Linked DNA regions of Homo sapiens: region 2 is linked to region 1. Evidence: read pairs that join two places in POLR2A ChIA-PET (ENCODE). Cell type or tissue: MCF 10A. All regions are shown on one strand. Links, peaks and the distances in the headings refer to the core of each region. The heading gives the core; the rest is flanking DNA.

Region 1 (10,690 bases), core at 917-8,916:
CAGGATTTGAACTCACAGATGTTTGTACTTCAAGTCTGTGTGCTTTACCGTACTGCATACGTCTGTCTACAGAGTGCTGATTTTACAGATATTTTCCCCAACTTGGCTATTGGTTAACTGTCCAGATTTGTTTTTACATGAGTAACGCATGCTCCAGTTTATTTTTATTCAAAGATAAGTATATATAAAGAGATGTAGATCCTTTTATGGTTTGCTGAAATTTATTTTGAACTTAGTTCTCGTGCATCAGAAATACCTTATTAATTGAAAATAGACCCATTAATTACTGTGTGGGATGTGAAAAAATGCATTCTTTGTAAATTTCTAGTTTTTCCTTTGGACTATGGTAATTTGCATTTGTCCTATGCTTTTGGCAGTAGCCACAGATTTCAAGTATTAAACATAAGTGAAATACTGTATGTGATTTTCTATATTGTATGGGAGGAAAAAAGTCAATCTGGGGGACAGATCCAAGTGATGTGAGACTCCAGCTGAAGGCTCAGGTCCCTCTAGGGAAAGTCACAGCAGCCTGACGGTGTAGGAAAATGGCACTCTGCTGCTGTCAGTTTACTTGGCAGTGCCTGGCAAAGAGCACAGGAAAAACACCAGAGCAGCAATGAGCAGTTTTTCAGCTGCCAGAGAAAAAGTTTCACAAACTGGGAATTTTACAAAGGTACACTAATGTCTGATACTAATTTATTCATCAAATATTTGTTGCATAGTATATGCTGAAAATACAATGCTGAATTAGTCATTGTTCCTGCTTTCAAGGAACACACGGGCCAGACGGGAAGACAGTCTATAAATTTCAGTAAAGGGCGTCAAGGGCCATAGTCACAGGGCCTTATGTGAGCACCTAGGAGAGGTACCTGGTTTCGCCGGAAGTATTGGGAAATGTTCCAGAAGAGGGAATATCTATTCTAAGCCAGACTGTCTATATAATTTGCGGAGTCCAGTGCGAAATGAAAATGTGGATCATTTGTTCAAAAACTATGAAGAATTTCAAGATGGTGACAGCTGAGCATTAGATAAAGCACAGACACTTCTAATTGAATTTCCTTCTACTTAGACTGTAATACCCACAATGGGAAAATTCGAAACCATTGTTTAACAAAATGAACCCACTCTGGGCATTTATGCTGTTTGTTTCCTTTGAAGTATTACTACATAGCAAAAATCTAAGGGTCTACAATAATGTATTTAAATCAGCCTGGTGTGGCCATGATAATTTTGGAAGAACAATATTAGAATGGGTCATGAATGTTTAGTATTTGTTGCATTTCCCCCAGAAAAGGAAAGTTTCTGGGAACTTCAGGGAATATTTAAATACTTTCTCCAGCAGCCTGTTGCCTCTGAAACAAATAATTTATGGAAATGATAAAAAGCAAGTGTTAGTATGTTTGTTGGAAACGAAAACAGAAACCCTACCTGTTGATTACAAAAGCAGAGAACATGGTATCCATGGAATATTGTATTACAGTATTTTTCACAACTACTCACTGTACCCTTTAAAGGTTGTATAATGCCTGCTGGTAGCAAGGTAGCCATACGATTTATAGTAATTCCCTGAGGAAGGACTCTATCTATCCTTCTCACTTGGCCATGTGACTTGCTTTGGCCAATGGAGTGAAAGGACGTGATGTAAGCCATGTCTGAGTAGAAGTTCCAGGCAAATGCTTTAAGGGCCATGGCAGTTGGCACTCTGCTTTCCCCCTGCCACAAGTTCAGCATGTTCCCCGGAGGAGTTCTTTCTTCAAGCCTGGATCCTGAAAGAAAAAGCCATGTGGAGCACAGTCATGGCCAACACATGAAATGTGAATGCGAAGTAAACCTTGGTTGTTAAAAAGCCAGTGAGATTTTTTGGGGTTATTAATGACCATAACTGGGTGAAAATTGGCTAACACAGTGTTTTTATTTATAATAGGGCAATGAGTCACAAATACATCATTTGTCTAAAGGACATTCAGCGATCTCACTCCTCTGGGGAATGACACTGCTCTAATAATGATGATCATATAGGTTTTTCCAGAGGCAGATACACTGGGAATTCTGCTAATGGTAATCTGATCTGCTGGGAAATCAAGCTGAGTCCTCCAGGCATGAGTTGGGTCTAAATGGCTAAACCCCTGTCCTCACTTCCCCACCTGGTCCAGCTGCTTGCTGCCTACTTGATCTTAGACAAGTTGCTAAGCCTCAATTCCCCAATTTGTAAACTTGGAATAGGACTATTTACTTCATAAATTTGTTAGGACAGGGTCAGCTTCTATTTCTTCTGTATCAATGCCATTTTCCCACACAGTTTCTACCCCTCTGATTAAATTAGCTCTTGTTTGACTTTGTCTATCATTTTTAATGTAAAAGAAGTAAGACATTTGTAGATTAATATTGAGCTTCTCTTTGTTTCTCCCCAAGTATCTATTCTTTCTTCAGTGACAACAACTACCTCATAAAGGGTATATACTTTATTTTGATATTGGATATATATGCATATACATACATAAGTTAAAATATGCATAAAACCATGTTCTGTACACAGGAAAAATTTAGGATAAAAGAATTAGTGAAATCTTCTTTTCTTAAAAGGATTATGGTGGGGGAAGTGGGTTCACTTCTCCCTATGAAGCTGTTAATTCTTTTATGTTACTTGGCAAAGCTTGCTTGCTTTCTCTTCCTTTTTTCTCTCTCTTTCTTTCTTTTTCCTCTTTCCTTTCTTTCTTTCTTTCTTTCTTTCTTTCTTTCTTTCTTTCTTTCTTTCCTTTTCTCTTTCTTTCTTTCCCCTCCCTTCCTTCCCTCCCTCCCTCCTTCCCTCCCTCCCTCCCTCCCTGCCTCCTTCCTTCCTTCCTTCCTTCCCTCCCTCCCTCCCTTCCCCCCCCTCCCTCCCTCCCTCCCTCTCTCTCTTTATTTTTTTATTTTCTTTCTCCTCTCTTTCTTTCTTTTTTTTCTTTTTGAAGCAGGGTCTGGCTCTGTCATCCAGGCTGGAGTACAGTGGTGTGATCTTGGCTCACTGCAACTTCCACCTCCCAGACTCAGATGATCCTCCTGCCTCAACCTCCCAAGTAGCTGAGACTAACAGGCATGTGCCACCAAGCCCAGCTAATTTTTGTATTTTTTGTAGAGACAGGGTTTCGCCATGTTGCCCAGGCTGGTCTTGAACTCCTGAACTTAAGCAATCCGCCTGCTTCATCCTTCCAAAGTGCTGAGATTGCAGGCATGAGCCATCGTGCCTGGCCTGGCAAATTTTTCTAATTGTCACTATCGGTCAAGTCCTGTCCTACGAACTGAGAATAAAGAGTGGAACTGGATAGAAAAAGGCCTGCTATCTTTTAGCTTACCTTCTAGTAGGAGGAAGCAGACAATAAACAATTAAGCCAATAAGTAGACCCAATAAAAGGCCAAAAAACATGAAGTAAGAGTCCTTGGGAGAGCTCTCTACTGAATGGATAAGAATAATGTGTTAATTTATAGCTGTTTCAAGGAAGAGTAGCAACATTTATTGAGCACCTGCTAAGTTTCAGCTAGTTTATCTGTACTCTTTCATTTAATAATTGTAATAACCCTGTGAGTAGGTCCATTTTATAGGTCAAAAACTGGACATTCACAACTAGAAAGTCAACTAACTTCCCCTCAATTACCCAGCTGATAAATTCAAGAGTGGACCTCTAATTCTTACCTCCTACTTCTTCCTCAAGCCCAGTAATCTCTTTTAAGTAGGAAAAACATATCTCTTTCTGCTTACCCTCACCTATATCCTCAGTTAGGCTTTTTTAGATTATAAGTGATATTTTTCTTAGAATAAAGTTAAATTTCAGCTTTCCCTGCATTTACAGGAAATATTCTTTAAAAACAGAGCACTGGACTTAAATTCTGGAGAACTACCTTCAAACTACTGTCCTGCTACTCAATACCCATGTGGTTTCCGGCAAGTCACTCAACTTCTATGAGCCTGTTTACTCATCTGTAACAGGAGATAGTGCCAGGTATAAGGTTTTATGATCCCTAGTTTTGAACTAGTGGGGTCTGGCTTCACAGATTTTACTATACTTTGCACACTAATATTGCACACTGACATAGAGTCTCTCTCTGGTGATGTGCACAAGGATTTATATAACTCAGATCACTTCCACAGCACAGTGACTCAGAGCCCCTGGAGTATGAAAGACTGAATCCCTAAGTCTGGCTCACGAGCAGTAAGATCTCCTTTTCCTCTGCATTTTACCTAAGTGTTTTTTTTTTTTTTCCAGGCTGGGAGAGTTTGCCTCTGGCGTGCCTCTGCTCTTGAGGGTGAAATGGGCTCAGAGTGACTTTAAAGGCTGCTCAACAAAGGCAGGAACACCAGAGAATTATCATTTTCTTTTTCTTCAGCTGACTGGATAAGTGTAGCTGTAATAGAGTATGGTTCAGGAGGGCAAAACCACTTTGGAAGAAACCTTGAAAGTGATTCAATTTCAAGTCACAAGATCAATTATGTGAGGTTCTAGAACTACTGATACTGAGTTTTACAGCAGATTCATGGCACAGGTTCAGAAGGTGATTCAGGATGTCTCTTTCCTTGGACATTAAAGCTCATTACCTGAAAATTACTCAGCCTTGGCCCTTAGGGAAATTTTAAGTGCCCAGCCCAAACGGCATAATCCTATTTAAAATACCAAGATTGCATGATAATGAACAACATCGAAAGAAAACACTTGTCTGGGTCAGATCTCATCAATTAGACAATTTCCAACAGAGAACACATCTCTAGATAACTACATGTCTGTCATATAAGGGATATGTGGACTTCCGGCTATGTGCTTACAGTAAATTATCTCAAGAAAACTAGGCAGCAGGTAGAAAAAGAGCAATGCAATCCCACTTTTTTAATGCTCTTGCCTATAGTCTTTGATGGACTGAACTTCATTTGATGACCATTTCTATTCTTGCCTGCAATTTGGGAATGTTAAATCCTATCTCATAGGAGTGTGTATGGGTAGCATGAACTAAGGTAGATAAAGGCTTCACGTGGTGTTTGGCATGGCGTAGGTGTAGATTGGACCTCAGTTTTCTGCCCATGTTTGCTCTTCACGTACCTGTCTGGTATCTGTATGTGCTAAGCTCTGAGCCTTACAAACCATAGGGAGAGATATGCAAACTTGCCCTCAATGAGCATGTTGTCTAGCGAGGAAGATGAAATGCATAGACAGACAACTAGAGGTGGGGTTTGAGGGAGCCCAAGAAATAAGCACGCTTTTCCTGGCCCAGTTGCTGACAAGGAGATTGAGAGAGGGTCCCAGAGGTCAGTGGATTCTGGAGAATGTGGCATGGATGTGTTAGCTCAGGGGACTTGCCAGTCCTTCAGTCAGGCAGTAAGAGGACATCCCCAGTTGCCAGTCATTGGAAACCTAAAGAACTACAGGCTTCCTGGGGTAGGGGGACAGAATGGGTGCTGCAGGCTGGTCTGCAGAGGGCAGGCAGAGGTGCTGAGCAATCGCACTGGTTGAGAGAGGGGAGTATTGCTATTGTGGAACCTTCTCCACATGGACACATGAAACAGCAGAAAGGGAGAAGGAAAAAACCCTAATAAATTTAGCTTGCAATTTAAATTGAAGGGCTAAGAATAACTGACATTAATACTCATGCCTCATTACTGGTTGATTTATTTGGTTCTCAAACCATGGCTGTGTGTCAGAATCACTCGTGGAGATTTAAAAAATTACAAATACCTGGCTCCACCTGTTGGAGATTCTAAACCAGAGGATTTGGGAAGAGGTTTAGATATCTACATTTTAAAATCCCACTACAGGTCATTCTGATGGGCATCCAGGGTTTTGACCCACAACATTAATTAAGCAACGGTAGGCTTGGTTAATCTTTAAAAATACAACAGTCTTTAAAAAGGACCAGTGCTAATTGCATTATGCTTCTGTGTAAAAAAAATACAAAACCCTCAGATTTATTTGTCCTTTCTGCCAAAACAGAGATAAGAGAAGATCAAGGGAGTAGACAGATAAAAAGGTAAGTCCTGTGTCTTCTGTCTTAGGTTTTCATAGAAGTAACCAGAAGATATATATTTTTTTGCTTATCTTTTTTCTATAGTTAGTATGATCAAAGCTAACATTTCAAAAGCTGATCTTCCCTGGAAACATGAATAGGAACATAATACATTCAGTTGAAATTTTATCTAACTTTTAGTGAGTGCCTACTGTGTGCTAGAACTATGCTTGGCAGTTTCCTGTGTCTTCCCAGGTGAGGAGGTCAGGCCATAAGTGTAGTAGGATTAATGACGGCATTCTGAGCTAGTGAGAATGTTTAGGAACCATGACTTAAACGTTTATCTGCATATGATTCTCACTGCTGATGAAGATATGGTGATGCTGCAGCACGTATGTATTGTGGAGACACTGAAATTTAATACAACTTTTTGAACAAAAATTTGATAATGTATCCTAAGAACCAGATCTATATAAATGTTCTTAACATTGCACCCATTATTTCAATTTCTGAGAATTATCTTAAGGAGATACTTTTTTAAAGTAACATGTTTCAGGTAAGAGGAGAATAATTATAATGTATTTTAAATGTAGCTATATCTGGAAATTACATAAATTTTAATCATTAAGGAAATGATAGGTGAATTATTGCATAATGACTTTTAGACACTTAAATCTGGTCATTATAAAGCCTCTGGAGGAACAGGTAAAATGCTTAAGACAAAAAGCCAAAAGAAAAAATATGTACCAGGATAGTAATTAAAAGTTATTCATTAATGTTGGAAGGAAGTGTGAAGATGAGATGTAGTTTGTGTGTGGTAGTAGAATTCTGAGCATGTTTTCCTTTTTGGATGTGGTGGATGCACATTGTCCGGTCTTCCCAGCATCCCTTCCCACCCTATATGCAGCTAAGAGGAAAGGAAACCTTTCACCTCTGGCCAGTGAGCTGGGATGCAGTTTGCTTGCAGTCATTTGCAGCCTTTCTCCCCCTTTTTTTTTCCACTGCCAAATCAAGGAAACTTGCCCGTAGTAAGAGATAAAAAACTAAAAATCTAGAGAGAGGCTGGAGTCAGAGGGATGAACAGATGTGTGGAGAAAGGGGTAGAGAGATGGACGGGCCCACCTGAAGAGACCTTTAAGTTGGCGAGACAGTCTTCTAAATTTGGCACCTATGTGACACCGTACAATTTCTTTCTTATACTAGTTAATCTTGTTCTAGTCTGCTGACAATCAAAAGAATTCTGACAATAGAATTGGTTTAATTTTTAAAAGTTTTTAATTCTATGTTAGAGTCTGCCAAGGTTGTTGTTTGTTTTTAAATGAACCTTCTTTACTTTCTGAAGTACTAGAACATTTTGTACTTGTGTGTAAATACTGCGTTTATGAATCATTTCCCATTATTTTACTGATAGAATGTTGGTCTTTATTGAACTGTCATTTCCTTTCAGGTCTTCTTCTCAGCTTTTCCTGCAACATAACCACATTAACTGTTTTTCCACATCCTGATTCTGACAATAGCCATCCTGAGAATGCTTTTGGAAAGGGTAGTCTGAAACTACAATGTGGATTCAAATCTGTATAAGGCAGAAATGTATGGGGAATTCTGAAATCAATCAACAAACAGTAATTGAGCACCTATTATGTGCCAGGTTCTAGGGCTACAATGAAAATAAAAGTAGACAGAGCTCCTGTCCTTAACATGCTTATCTCTGTGTGTGCTGTGTGCATTCACTGGAGGTCCAGGGAGGCTTAGTCTGGGAGTATATTTAGCACTTAATATTTATTTAATACATCTGCAAAACGTCAACAGGATAACAAGCAACATTTATGGACCTTTAATAAGATAAGGTCTGTGCCATATCTTATTTTCCCCATTTTACCAGATGAGGAAATGGAGGTGCAATGAGGATATTTAATATATCCAATATTACAGAGTTAATAGGTGCCAAAGGTGGATTTAACCTGACACAGTCTGGCTCCTTACCATAGGATATTGCTGCTTACACGGTTGTAAGAAATCTGCTCAGAAATGCTGAATCTGTTACTTAAATTAATTTTTAATTTTTTTTGGAAAAATAATTATTAAGTTAAATGTTGGTGGTGAGATATACAGATATCTGACTGGAATAAGACAGGAGATTCCCTTTTCAACTTGCTATAGTTTGAGCCACAGGAAAAAAGTTCTGAAAAAATTAGTTCATCCATTAATTCATGTATTCAACAGCATTTTCAGCATACTACCTGCTACTAAGCAAATTTTGTAGAAAGCCCTTGGTTTGTTAAGGGTAAATGGAACAGAAACAAATCCTTAAAATATAACATAGGATGGTAAGTTCTGTAATAAAAGGGTTAAAAAGGAACTTTGAGAGCATTAAGAGGTGAAAGGAGGGGAAGGAGGGAGGAAATGTTATGAATTGTTTGACAAGTAAGCTAGGCGTTGAAATATGAGGAGGAATTCTTCCATGGACTTGGGAGTGGGTATAGGAGTAGTGGTGTAGAAAGGGACTTCTGCAACAGGATCTGCTTCTAAGCTCAGTCAATCGTGTCCTGAGAATTGCAAGTGGCTCTAAGACCAGGACTAAAAAGATAGGTTGTGCCAACTGAGGGAAAGCATTTGGAATTGTCTTTGAGGTCAGGGCTATATAAACTCTTTTAATTGCATACACCTACCAGTAAAAATAACTTGAGCATATACTCTTCAAATATGTGTTTATTTGCATATATTTATTTTTATATATACACTATCAGATTAGTTTCTTATATCCCTTCGGAAATACACACAGATGTAATTAAATAGGAAATATTTAAAGATAATGTTAGTTTTTGCTCCTATAAAATTTTCTTAAACATTAGAATGAATAATGTGTTTGAAAATGCAGATATGTTTTTGAAAAATTTGATTTAACACTTTATGATGGGGTAATTTAAAGGACTGGTTCTAAGTTCAGTTTATTTTGATTTCTAGTTTTAATTAAATCAAGACACTTCACAAATAGTGAAGTGCAGTTCCGATTGAAGGAGTGTTTGTTGGCATTATAACTAAGTCATAATGCAGTTTTTGCAGTTTTTTTTTTCAGTCTTAAACACTGTACTTAGGTTTTTCTTGAAATGTAATTAATAACTTTCTGTTTTTCCTGATATCATTTAGTCATTCTTGTAAACTCTTTGGAAGATGTTGCATTTTAATATTTTTAGTAGTTGGTTCAAATTCATAATCTGAATTATTTAGACACAGGCTAGAAAATTCTGTTTCTCATCTTTTTTTTAATGTGCAGATAGGAAAGGTTTTTTTGTTTGTTTTGTTTTTTTTTTTTTTTTTTAATGAGACACAGTCACATTACTTTTAGCCATTAAATCAATGATGAGGAAACATTTCCCCAATTGTATGAGTTATCTCTTGCTGCATAACAAATCATCCCCACAATTAGTATGGTAAAACAACAGACATTTCTTTTCTTTTCTTTTTTTTTCTTGAGACGGAGTCTCGCTCTGTCGCCCAGGCTGGAGTGCAGTGGTGCGATCTCGGCTCACTGCAAGCTCCGCCTCCCGGGTTCACGCCATTCTCTTGCCTCAGCCTCCCGAGTAGCTGGCACTACAGGCACCCACCACCATGCCTGGCTAATTTTTTGTATTTTTAGTAGAGACGGGGTTTCACTGTGTTAGCCAGGAAGATCTCCTGACCTCGTGATCTGCCCGCCTCGGCTGGGTTTACAGGCATGAGCCACCGTGCCCAGCCGACATTTCTTATCTCATAGTTTCTGTGGGTCACAGATCCCAGGAGTGGCTTAGCTGCATTATTTTGGGTCAGAGTCTCCCACAAAACTGTGACTGAGGGGTTGGCCGGCCTTCCAGTCAGCTCAAGGCCAAATTGACTGAGGCTCTGCTTCCAAGTTCCCCCACGTGCCTGTTGGCATGCCTCAGGTCCTGGTCAGCTGTTGGCTAGAGGTGGTAGTTCCTTGCCATGGGCTTCTCAATAAAGAGAGAGTAAGAGAGGGTGAATAAGATATAAGTCTCAGTCTTTCTGTAACATAATCTCAGAAGTAACTCTTTACATAATCCTATTTATTAGAGTTACTAAGTCCAGTCCATATTCTAGGGCAGGGAATCACACAAGGACATAGATACCGGGAAGAGAAGATCAGCAGGGGCAACCTCAGAAGCTGCTAGCACACCCATTTTCAAAGCAACAAATTAATTTAGAAAAGCAGTTACTTTCTTATTCACTATTAAAATGTTACCTTTACCTTGAAAAGACATTAAGCATATCCGTTTTTCTGAAAATATCTGCATAATCCTGGCAGCCACTAGTCATCACAGGAAAGGTTAGACAACTTGGGAGCCTTGTCTTTTGTAAAAGAAAAATGTGCAAGTCCACTTTTAGTTGGATAACTGTTAAGTATTTGCTTACAAAATAACTAGCCAACTAGTAAGGACAGTTAATTTGATACAATTAAGCCCTTTATAAAGTAGGTTCTTGGCAAGTCTTTTAAGTTCAATAAACTTTTTCATCAAACTTAAAAGACTTGCCAAGAACCTTCTTTATATATAAAGGGCTTAATTTTATCAAATTAACTATTGATAACATCCTCTAGCATGTAGAATGCAATTCATTCCAATATTCTGAGAGTGAAGAAATAAATGTGGATCCCCCCATCACCTCTCACTTGTGGGACCCTTTAAGAGTTCTTCCTTCAGGGAAACTCAGCTGGGTTAGGTGAGGGCAT
Region 2 (10,690 bases), core at 1,438-9,437, 51 kb before region 1:
TAGGACAAGTTTGCTAGCTTCTCTGAGCCTCAGTTTTTTAAACCGTTAAATAGGAATAACAGCATGCTGAGTGCCAAGAATTAAAGAAAAATTTATGTGAAAATATAGATTAGAAAGAAAACTAATATAAATGCAGGGGATTATGATCATAATACTCATAAAACTTCAGTACTCCCTGGGAAGATCCAATGGCCGTCAGTCATGTGCACGTGATCAGAATCTGGGCCATCATATTTTTTTAAGCAAGTTGATGGCCTGAGGGTTCTTGGCCAGGTGGGAGGAGGCTGCTCTGGGATGTTGAAGAGAGATTTTAAAAAGGAGATGGAAGGCTGTGAAAACATAGTTCAAATTGGAGGGAGCTTGGGCAGATACCACCTTTTCTTTTAAGGAATGAATGTAATTGCTTGCATTTTGTCTCTACTTCCTTCCTCTCATTGATTTATTCCGAAGGCTAGAGTTTCTACTTTACATTCTAATTCATCTGACATAGCGTGTTTTTAAAAAACTTAGCATTGCTTGCTTTGATTTTCCAGTTGACTTTTGCTGATGGAGCCTCTCTGAAGGGCAAATTCAAAGTACAGCTGGGTGCTGCAGCACTGGAGTGCGAACTTGTGGCTGTGGTTATGAAGGAGCCTCGTCAGCTATGCCTTTAGCCCCTGGTGAAGCAGTGCCAGTCACACTTTGCCAGTCAAACGGAGAGGCAGCAGTAGTAAGACCAGACCAAATCAAACCAAACCAAGCAAACCACGGGGAATGGAGGTAGGTGAATAGCGCCAAAGAGAATGATGGCTCACAACACTTCTAAGCATGGTGCATATATCAGTTCATTTAAGCCTTATGATGACCCTATGGGGTCAGTACTATTATCGTTATTATCCCCAACTGAGGCACAGAACAACTGTGTGACTAAGCGACTGTACTCAATGTCACACCACTGTTAAGTGATAGAAGTGACATTTTAACTCAGGCAGCTGGATCTGGAGTTTGTCCTCTTAACTACTACATTAGCAATTCTCAAACTTTTGGTCTCAGGACCCCCTTGCAGTCTTAAAAAGTATTGAGGACCACAAAGAGTTTTGTTTATGTGGACTATATGTGTTGATATTTATAGTAGAAATTAAGACTAAAAACTTAAAAGATAGTCAATGTATTTAAAAGTAATAACCAACTCACAATATGCTAATATAAATGACATTTAAAAGTGAAAATAGCTATGTTTCTCCAAGTGCAAAAGGTTGAGAATGGCATCGAAGAATGAAGAATCAAAGAATGGTATCATTTTATAGTTTTGCAAACTTATGCACCATACTGTACCTCTTTTGGTGTGACAGTGGTTAAGAAAAGAGGAAATGAGAGAGACTAAAAGGTACAAGTGAGGGGAACTCAAGACCTGTCTCAGTGAGCCCCTCACACTCTTGTATGAGGAAGAAATGATAACTAAAGAATCGTCTGTAAAGTGTACAGCAGCATCTGGATTTTCATGCCTGGTTTAATCTTCGATAGATTGTCTGGATTCATTCTCTCTCTGTGTGGGTGTGTGTGTGTATGAGCATACACACACATATTTGAGGTTAGGTAAAAAACTTTGTCATAAAATATATGTAAACTGGAAAGGATTTTAGAGATTATCTGACAGTTCTTTTTTTATGGATGAATGCATCTGAGGCCAGACAGGAAAATGACTTATTGCTGGTTGAATTGCTGATTAGTGGCTGGATTGGAGGTAGAACCCAGATCATCTGCCTCTTCATTCTACTCATGTCCTGTCATGGAAATTAGTCAATCCAATTATTATTATTATAGAAGTCTGTTTTCACCAGAAAGTTTGTGAACTGACAACCGTAAAATCTGTGGTAAATTCACAGGCTTCATCAATGACACTATGAAATATTGACCCTCAGCTTCCCAGATTGCAACTCCCCAAGTCTTGGTCTGTTTGCTGTTAGGATTTGTTACAACTTCTTCCTTATTGCCTTTTGTTACACAAGCAGTGCTGAATATGGGCTGGATATTGGAAAGAGGGCAAGAAAATGAGAACCCACAGTTCTGTGACGTGACAACACTGATTGGCCAGTCACTGTTATCTGCAGGATGTGCTTTTCTTAAGGATGAACATATTTTGGTCCACAAGTTTCCAAGACAAGCACATTCCTGCCAACATGATCCTTGGACAAACTGTTCTGGAATTTGAACTTGCTACTGGAAGAGGGTTAAGTCCAGGACACACACACACACACACACACACACACACATTTCAGTGGGGGGCAAGCCATAGTTGGTTATGTTAGCACCTCATTATACAACAGTTTCAAGATAAAGTGATTCCAGATGTGCTCTCAGTAAGTACCTAGTACTTATGTTTTTAACCCATTAGGCTAAAAATCTACTTTCAGAATTTTGGGGAAGCCAGAGTTAGTTAATTAACTAGTCATTCCTAGTTACTTCATAAAGTTGATTCTAAGTCGACTATAATTTGCAGTATGTTTCATGTTAGAGGATACCCATTATAACCATATGAAACATACATATTTATAGACACATATATGTATTTTCACACAGACTTGCCTTTGACAATGATTAGAAGTTCATCTGAAGTACTGGTTTAATGATCATTAGGTTCCTTTGTCCCGGAAATTTCATTTAGAAACATTAGGAAGATATATATCTAAGAAGTAGTATTCTAGTTTCTTCTTATTAATGAAGCTGCAGTGATAGTCATTGTGATTCTGAAGCATAAATTTCATGAGTAAGTCCTGGTTAAAAGGCTCCCTCCCTTGTTTAAAAAACCAAGATTTGAAATTTTTTGCTTTGTAACTTAAATTTACAAAAAAGAGTTAAAGAGAAAAGATGATGAATGTTTTCCTTGATAATTCATATTATTGTTAGGAATATGGAATTTTTGCATCACTTGGCCCTAGAAGGTGGAGAGCTAAAGGTGAACATTTCATTTTGCTTTCAAATATTTTAAATTTGTCTGCAGAAATTATGTTTTCTGCTGAATACAATGGAAGCCTTCTTAGCTGGTCTTACTTGAGAATATTGCATCTTAGTATGCTCTTTTGATTTTATTTTGCTCTACAGTAAATTTTTAAAAATTTAGGTATGATATCTGGCATCAAGGACAACACCATTTATTTGCCAAAGGCTGTAACCTAGGGCATTATACACTAAATGGGAATATTGGCAAACATACTGTTCAGAGGTACCTGTTGTGCTGTAGGGCAGTACCTACAGCAAAGCAGTCTGGGTATGATGGACTCTGGATCCAGACTGTTTGGTTTCATTTCGCTTCTGCTTTTTACTAGCTGTGTGCTTTAATTTCATGAATGTGAAAGATAAATAATAACTCATGAAGATTTAGTTAAGTCTGAACTTGTAAAGGAAGCACTTAGAACCATGCCTGGCATATGTTAAGTACTTCTCAAGTGTTAGCTTAAACAAACAAACAAATCTCAAATTTTGTCTTTGTCATGTCAGAGAGGCTAACATCAAGTGATGGCTGAAGCAGCAAACAGCTAGTTAAATTTAAAAGAAAAATGATCTTTGGGATTAATCCTATCTTGTGAAAAGTTTTCTAGAGCTTCCATCCAGCTGTGGCTAAAGCTAGAGGACAAGAAGGTGAGGAAAGTGTGGCAGAGTGAATGCCATTGATTAAAGAAAGGCCAGGACCTTGCTGTATAACAATTGTTTCTATTATTTCTATTTTGAGAGAAAGACCCTTGATGTTACCCGTCAGCAGGAGATGGATGGTAGTCTTTGTGTGGATTGACAAACATTGGTAGTTTAACAATGTGAAGGGCTTCCTTTGCAGGAAATGAAAAAGTTGTGATTTTCCATAAGTCATTTAGAGAGTCACTATTGAGCCAGCCAGGCTGGGCCCGCTAGTCTATACAATGGTTTTGTGACAATTAGCCTTGTGCTGTTGCAGCATTTCAGACTCATGGAGCGTTTTGCTTAGAAGACCTCTCTTCCTTCTGGCTGACACAGCCCCATCCCAGGGTGCAGGGCCTGATAAGTGGAGTACAGGCTGGATTTCAGCCCTAACCACCCGCTCCCCCCAGGACATGGTACAGTACACAAATGGCACATTGAAGGTGGTAGCCATGAAGACAGGTTTTTGAATTTTACTTTCTGTTCTTCAGCTCAGGAAATATGTTGTTTATTTTTGTTTTTCAGTCATAGTCTACTTCAATAGCTGGAACTGGGGAAGAGATGGTTCAGTATTTTTTGTCATTGAATCCAATGGTTGATTGTTAATTATTACTTAAGATAATCCACAAACATCCTGCTGACAGTCCAAGACTGTTTTCTATCAGAGGTTTTATGAAGCCACTTAATTTAGGGTTAAGGTCCTGCTGAACCTTACAGGAGTCTAAAAGCAAGGAGAAAGGCATCAGAATATCACACCCTTTTAGCTATAAATCATATTTCTGTAATGCTGTTGCTACTTTTTTTCTATGTGCTCTTGCAATTTAAGATGATGCATTTTATTTCCAATGGTTTGCAATCTGTAACTGAAAGACAGAATGCTCGGAAAAGCCTCTGGCTAAAAACCAGTCTATTGACATAGAATCATGTCAGGAGTGGCCCCAGGAGATTTGTGGGTTTTGGCCTGTCTTGTTTCTCATCCAATATTTCTTTTCAGTATTATCACAGTTAAATTCCTCATTGGATATGCAATAGATTAAAATCACATTAAAGTTTGGACTTAAATCAAGCATAGCAAAAAATGATTCTTTGACATTAGCTCCCAAGATTCTTCTATTATGGTTTCAGTGGTCCTGAACTTTGGAAGATGCTGATCAGGTAATAACTGTTCTGTGCCCTACAAGGAGGATGCCACCTGTAAAAAGGCACTGAGAAGTTTTATTGTCTCAAATATATTTATTCTGATTCTTAAGAAAACTTGAAATAACTTGTGTTGTTTTGTTCTTATTTATTTTTGTTTAGAAATCTTTAATTTTCCTTTCCCTGCCCTGAGTCTTTCCCATTCTGAAATGAGTACAAACTGCTTTTTAGCTCACACATAGGCTCTAGAAACAGTTATTTCGATTATTAAATTTTTATCTGACAGTAAGTAACATGCACTTAATACATTATAGTTTATAAAGTACTTTTTCGAATGCATTACACATTTAATATCATGATGTTTTGAGATGGACATTAAAATTTTCTCCTTTTCTGCAACCTGGGAAACTAAAGCTCAGAGATCCGCATACTGTGCTACCCAAAGAATATAGGAAGAGAACCCGACTTTTTACCTTTTATTGATTAAAAAATGAGACGTGTCCTCACAATTTCCATGTGATTAACCAGTCCTAAAATTATAAGACATCCTTTCCTCACTTAATTACATGTAGTGTTGTTGCGGGACTTTTCCTTAGTTCAGCTGAAGATGGGGTTCTTGTCACAGGGCATTGAAAATTTAGGCTCGCAGACAATTTAAAGGGTGACTAAGGCAGGGTTTTATTGGGTGAAAAGGAAGACAAGGGGAAAGGGAGACTATCAGCAAGGCGAAAGAGTGTGCTTCTTGCCCCTGGGCTTCCTGCCTTGCAGATTGAATCCCAGGTTTCACCCAGAAAGAGGAGGGGCCAGGCTCCTCCCTGCAGACTTCTGTGGCTCCACCCCAGTGTGCAGGCCTGTAGGGGTTTTGCCGAGTAGCCTTTCCCACGTGACTGTCTCAGTGTAGTACATGTGATGTGGCCTAAATTGGGAAATACCTAAATTAGTAGCTACCTGTGAATTTGTCCTAACTTAGAGAATCTTTTGAAATGACTTAAAATTCTTTGGGTTTTCAGCTCAGACCACACACACACACACACACACACACACACACACACACACACGAATTAACAACCCTCAAGCAAAATTAATGGTAGTGCATCTGCAGCTTTTCAAAGTAATTGGAGAACCTTGAACCCCAGCTAATTTGACATTTTCACCTTTTCTAACTTTTTTTCAGAGTGTGTTGACATTCAGGTCAATTTTGAGCTGCTTTTAAGAGTACCCAGTGCCTAGTATAGTATAGGCATTTAATGCCTTTCAAATAAATGACTGAATTGTTCACTATATGGGCAAATGACAATTTGTAAATAATATCCCTAAATGCAGAGTACCTAAATGCAATACAAATAGTAGTCACATTATGTTTATTGTTTTAAACTAGAAGGTTTTGGCGTAGTCTGAAATGATATTATAGAAGGAGCAAGAACTTTGGAATCTGAAAAGATCTAGAATTGAATCTTTACCTTAACATTTACTGCTGGTTACTACACCTTCCTTAGGCATTCCACACAACTTCTCTGATCTTCAGTGTCTTCACCTGTAAATTTGGGATTATATTATCTACCTTACAACATCTCTGGGAGGACCATCTAAATTAATATATGCAAGGTACCCTGCACAATGCTTAATTCATAAAATGTGCTCAAAGTTCATGCATTTTTAGAATTTGTGTATACAACTTTGTAGCCAATTAACAGAGCCCCCAAGTAACAGATTGTGTGTTTTCTGATTAACCTTTGTATATAAAAATCCAGCTGTATAATCTGTAGTATAAAAGACCCATGGTGATAGTAGCAGTTCAACATGCCTGTTCTAAACTCTATACAAAGAGTAAAGGGCCAAAAATAGTTAAGATAATTTTGAAGAAGACCAAGGTACAGGTTTTTACATTAATAGATCTCAAGACTTATTATGAAGCCATAGTAATCAAGGAAGGGCAGTGATGGCAAAGGCATAGACATATATGCTGATGGGACAGAAAGGACAGTTAGGAAACAGACCCACACACAGATGGAAACTTGTTATATATAAGAAGTAATATAGAAGAAGAGTTTGATGATTCAGTAATGGATTCTGGTACAACTAGTTATCCATATGGGAAAAAGTAAAATTATATCCCTATATCATGCCTTGTACAAAAATTAATCACAGGTAGGTTGAAGACCTAAATGTGAAAAGTATAATTTTTAAACATCTGAAAGGAAATCTTGTATCACCTTTGAATACCTAAGAATTTCTTAAACAATGTACAAAAACATAAACATTAAAGAAAAAGATGGATAAACTTGACTGTGTTAAAATTAGAAATTTCTGATGTTAAACAATACCTAAAGAAGTGAAAAGTGAGAAAGAGATTTAAACATATAAAAAATTTTATACACACTGTGTATAAAGAACCCCTATAAATCAATGAGGAAAAGACAACCCAATAGAAAAATGGGTAAAGGATATAAACAGGCAGTGGACAGAAAAGAAAACCTGAATGGCCAATAACCATAAACATAGTGATCAGGGAAACACAAAATTAAAACCACCAGAAAGTAGGATTTTACATTCCCCAGAGATCAAGTATTGGTGAGGATGTAGAGCAAATAAATTTTATGCACTGCTCATGGGAGAATTTCACTGACATCACCACTTTGGAAAACAATTTAACAAAATCTAGTACAGTTGAAGATGAGCCTATTGTATCATCTGCACCTCTACTGCTGGATCTAGTCCCTACAGAAAGTCTCCCAGTACCTGCCACGGTTCCTAGTGCCAAGTAAGAGCTCAGTAAATAGATGTTAAAAGAAGGAAGAAAGGATGGAAGGAAGGGAGAAAGGATGATAGCAAGGAGAGAAGGAAGGAAGGAGGGAAGTAAGGAAGAAGGGAGGAAGGAAGGATAGATATAAGAATATTTGTGTCATTGACTTCTTTTTGCTTTGTTTTGGGTGTTGTGGGACTGCTGCTTTCTTGTCTGTATGGTCTCAAACCACCCTAAAGGTTTGTCAACTCCAGTGGAACTTTGGGAATCTCAGACGATTCACCTCTACCTCTCAGATTTTACTATGAATGGCAGTAAGGATTTTCATAACCGATAAATACATTCTGTAAATGCATTTCCTTACAGAATTCACAATGGTACTTCTTTAAATGGTAAGCTCTGATTGCATATTTGAAGTGAATCTATGTAAGGTGTAAAATGAGATGTACTAGTATATTATGGGTAGCATAAAATATTAGTTATTACTGGATCTTTAAAATTCTATTGGCAAAGAAAGATGAGGACTGATGCCCTGAAAAGATAAAATATTATGTTTTTTTCAGGCATATGAGTAATCAAAAAGCATTTCACTGGTTTGTGAAGAAATGGGTATTCTTTTTAAATAGTAAATAGTCATATGCACTAAGCCAATTTTTAAAATAACATATATTCCCTAGAGCATAGAAAACATGGCAGCTCTTCCCATAGCTGGAAGAATGTGTGGTTACCCTGGCAACACCATTTTAGTTCCTGCTTCCAAGTACCACCTGGTGATTTAAAGTCTTAACAGCTGTGCAGCATCTACATTTCCATTGAGGAAATAAAACGCATTCATGCATCATCTAATGCAGAATTTAAGAAGAAACGAGCTTGCAAATTTGGGGAAGGAGGGAAAGAAATAGCACACATGCCAGCAAAGCCGACTGAGGTTTAAAAACCCTAGCTGCAGTCTTGGAAGTATTCCTGAAGCAGCTAAGTCCACTGCATTAAGGATATGGGATTATAGGCCGATTTCCCATCAGAACTCTAATGTACACATAGTCTCAGTAGCCTATGAACATTTTGTTATCCCATACGCAAAATATGTATTTGTAAGTGGAAATTGGCACTCTCCATCCTAACAGGCATTTTAACAAAATGGTTGTGTCCCCATCACTGTGAGAGGTAGAGAAATATAAAGAAAACAGTGTCCTCAGCTTCATGTTTGTTTCTCAGTGCTTCTAATTTCACCCAAAGTTTTGGGACCTTCCTTAGATCTAGTCATATTGAAAAAGCCAGATCCTTCAATAATTTCCAGTAGAATGAGTTTTTAGGTACTTGAGTGCTGTGGGGAGGAATGACATTGCTGGGCTGTAAGGAGGACAAGGGGCTAGGAAATAGTTTTCCTCTCACAAAATAGAAACTAGGAATAAGCAGTTTAAGGTATATAAAATTATTACTTTCCATTTTTCTCTTTGATTATTGTGATTTATATGTATATTATTAAAAGTTTAGAATAGAAGAAATATATAAACAGGAAAATCACTGAAGATGCTGACATTAATATATTGGGAAATTTCTTTTTTTTTTTTCTTTTTTGAGATGGTATTTCGCTCTTGTTGCCCAGGCTGGTGTGCAATGGCATGATCTCAGCTCACTGCAACCTCCGCCTCCTGGGTTCAAGCGATTCTCCTGCCTCAGCCTCCTGAGTAGCTGGGATTACAGGCAGGCGCCACCATGCCCGGCTAATTTTGTATTTTTAGTAGAGACGGGGTTTCTCCATGTTGGTCAGGTGGGTCTTGAACTCCCGATCTCAGGTGATCCACCCGCCTCAGCTTCCCAAAGTGCTGGGATTACAGGTGTGAGACCCCTGGGAAATTTCCTTTAATCTTGTTTATGTATTTTTTTCACCTTTATGCATTTTAAAGGAGCTACTCAAGTTATCTGTCCACATCACAATTGATTTTCTGCAGTACAAATGGTCTTTACTGCTTGAAAGGAGTACTTTAATTCTGGTATGGCATTTTGTTTTTCCTTGTGTTTTTTTCTTATTCCAGTGGCTTCATGTTCTTTTCTGTTTTCATTTTAGCCTATTCGTTTTTGAATTTTTTTCATCTTCATAGAAATGTGTTTTCATACATCTCTGTTTAGGGCACCAAACAGATGTTACTTAAAAGTTTCTATGGTATTGTAGAATCTTTTCAGAGATACTGTGGCGGCTGTGTCCTACCTTACCCTGGGACAGGGAGCGGTCTTTCCAGCCTAATATAAATAGGGTGTACAGAATGTCCCTAGCACTGTCCACTTGTATTCTGAGAACTTCGCCTTCTCTGAAGCAAACATTGAAGGCTGGTTACGTGCCCATACTCTGTTCAGTTTCCAGGACTTAGGATTCCTTCCCTAGATCGCTCCATAAATACTTGACTTCCTACTATGTGCCAGATAGTGTTATAGGTGCTGCCAATATGGCAGTGAACAAACCCAGCTTATATAAAATAAGTAAACCTGTGATTATATAACATAGATTATAATATGAAGCTCCTGGAAAGGGACATAGGAGGGAGTCTAGGGAGGCAATTAATTAATTAATTAATTAATTTTTATTTATTTTTGAGATGGAGCCTCGCTCTGTTGCCAGGCTGGAGTGCAGTGGCGTGATCTCGGCTCACTGCAACCTCCGCCTCCCAGGTTCAAGTGATTCTCCTGCCTTAGCCTCCCAAGTAGCTGGGATTACAGGCATGCACCACCATGCCCAGCTAATTTTCATATTTTTAGTAGAGATGGGGTTTCACCATGTTGGCCAGGATGGTCCCGATCTCTTGACCTCGTGATCCACCCACCTTGGCCTCCCAAAATAGGAGGCGGTTATTTTATATGGACATTAGGGAAAGACCCACAGGCTGATAAGGTCATATTTGAGCTAATAGAATTGAGGGAATGAGTTCTGTAGTTATCTAGAGTAAGAGAATTCCTAGAAAAGAAATCAAAGAAAGCCTTTTGAGCCATTCTAAGGCTTTGGTTTTTATTTAGAGTGAGATGGGACACCATTTTGGGGTTCTGAACAGAGTGATGGCCTAGATGCCGAGTGCTTTAAGAAAGAGGGAGTGCTAACTCATTTTATGAGGCCAGCATCATCCTGATACCAAAGCCTGGCAGACATACAACAAAAAAAGAGAATTT

The links. ChIA-PET counts read pairs that join two places held together with the same protein. Peaks named below come from ENCODE experiments on the same cell type or tissue, not always from the same donor. Only the 100,000 strongest peaks of a DNase experiment are listed, where the experiment ranks them.
Region 2: POLR2A ChIA-PET joins it to region 1 with 14 read pairs; 17 of 35 experiments call an interaction of 5 or more read pairs at or near these places.

What each region holds. Positions count from the first base shown.
Region 1 is chr12:46,438,371-46,449,060 of GRCh38, forward strand. All of the region lies in intron 2 of SLC38A4-AS1 (SLC38A4 antisense RNA 1), which reads left to right. The region is part of intron 1 of LOC124902923 (a long non-coding RNA gene); the gene reads right to left. Among named protein-coding and RNA genes, the nearest start is that of SLC38A4-AS1, 60 kb to the left of the region's middle. In MCF 10A, for the core only: no CTCF peak of the experiment used is centred there; a DNase peak (open chromatin) is centred at 4,531.
Region 2 is chr12:46,387,214-46,397,903 of GRCh38, forward strand. SLC38A4-AS1 (SLC38A4 antisense RNA 1) reads left to right here. Exons shown (of 4, transcript NR_125380.1): 2 at 534-759. Among named protein-coding and RNA genes, the nearest start is that of SLC38A4-AS1, 8.9 kb to the left of the region's middle. RefSeq lists an enhancer at 8,062-8,563. In MCF 10A, for the core only: no CTCF peak of the experiment used is centred there; a DNase peak (open chromatin) is centred at 5,628.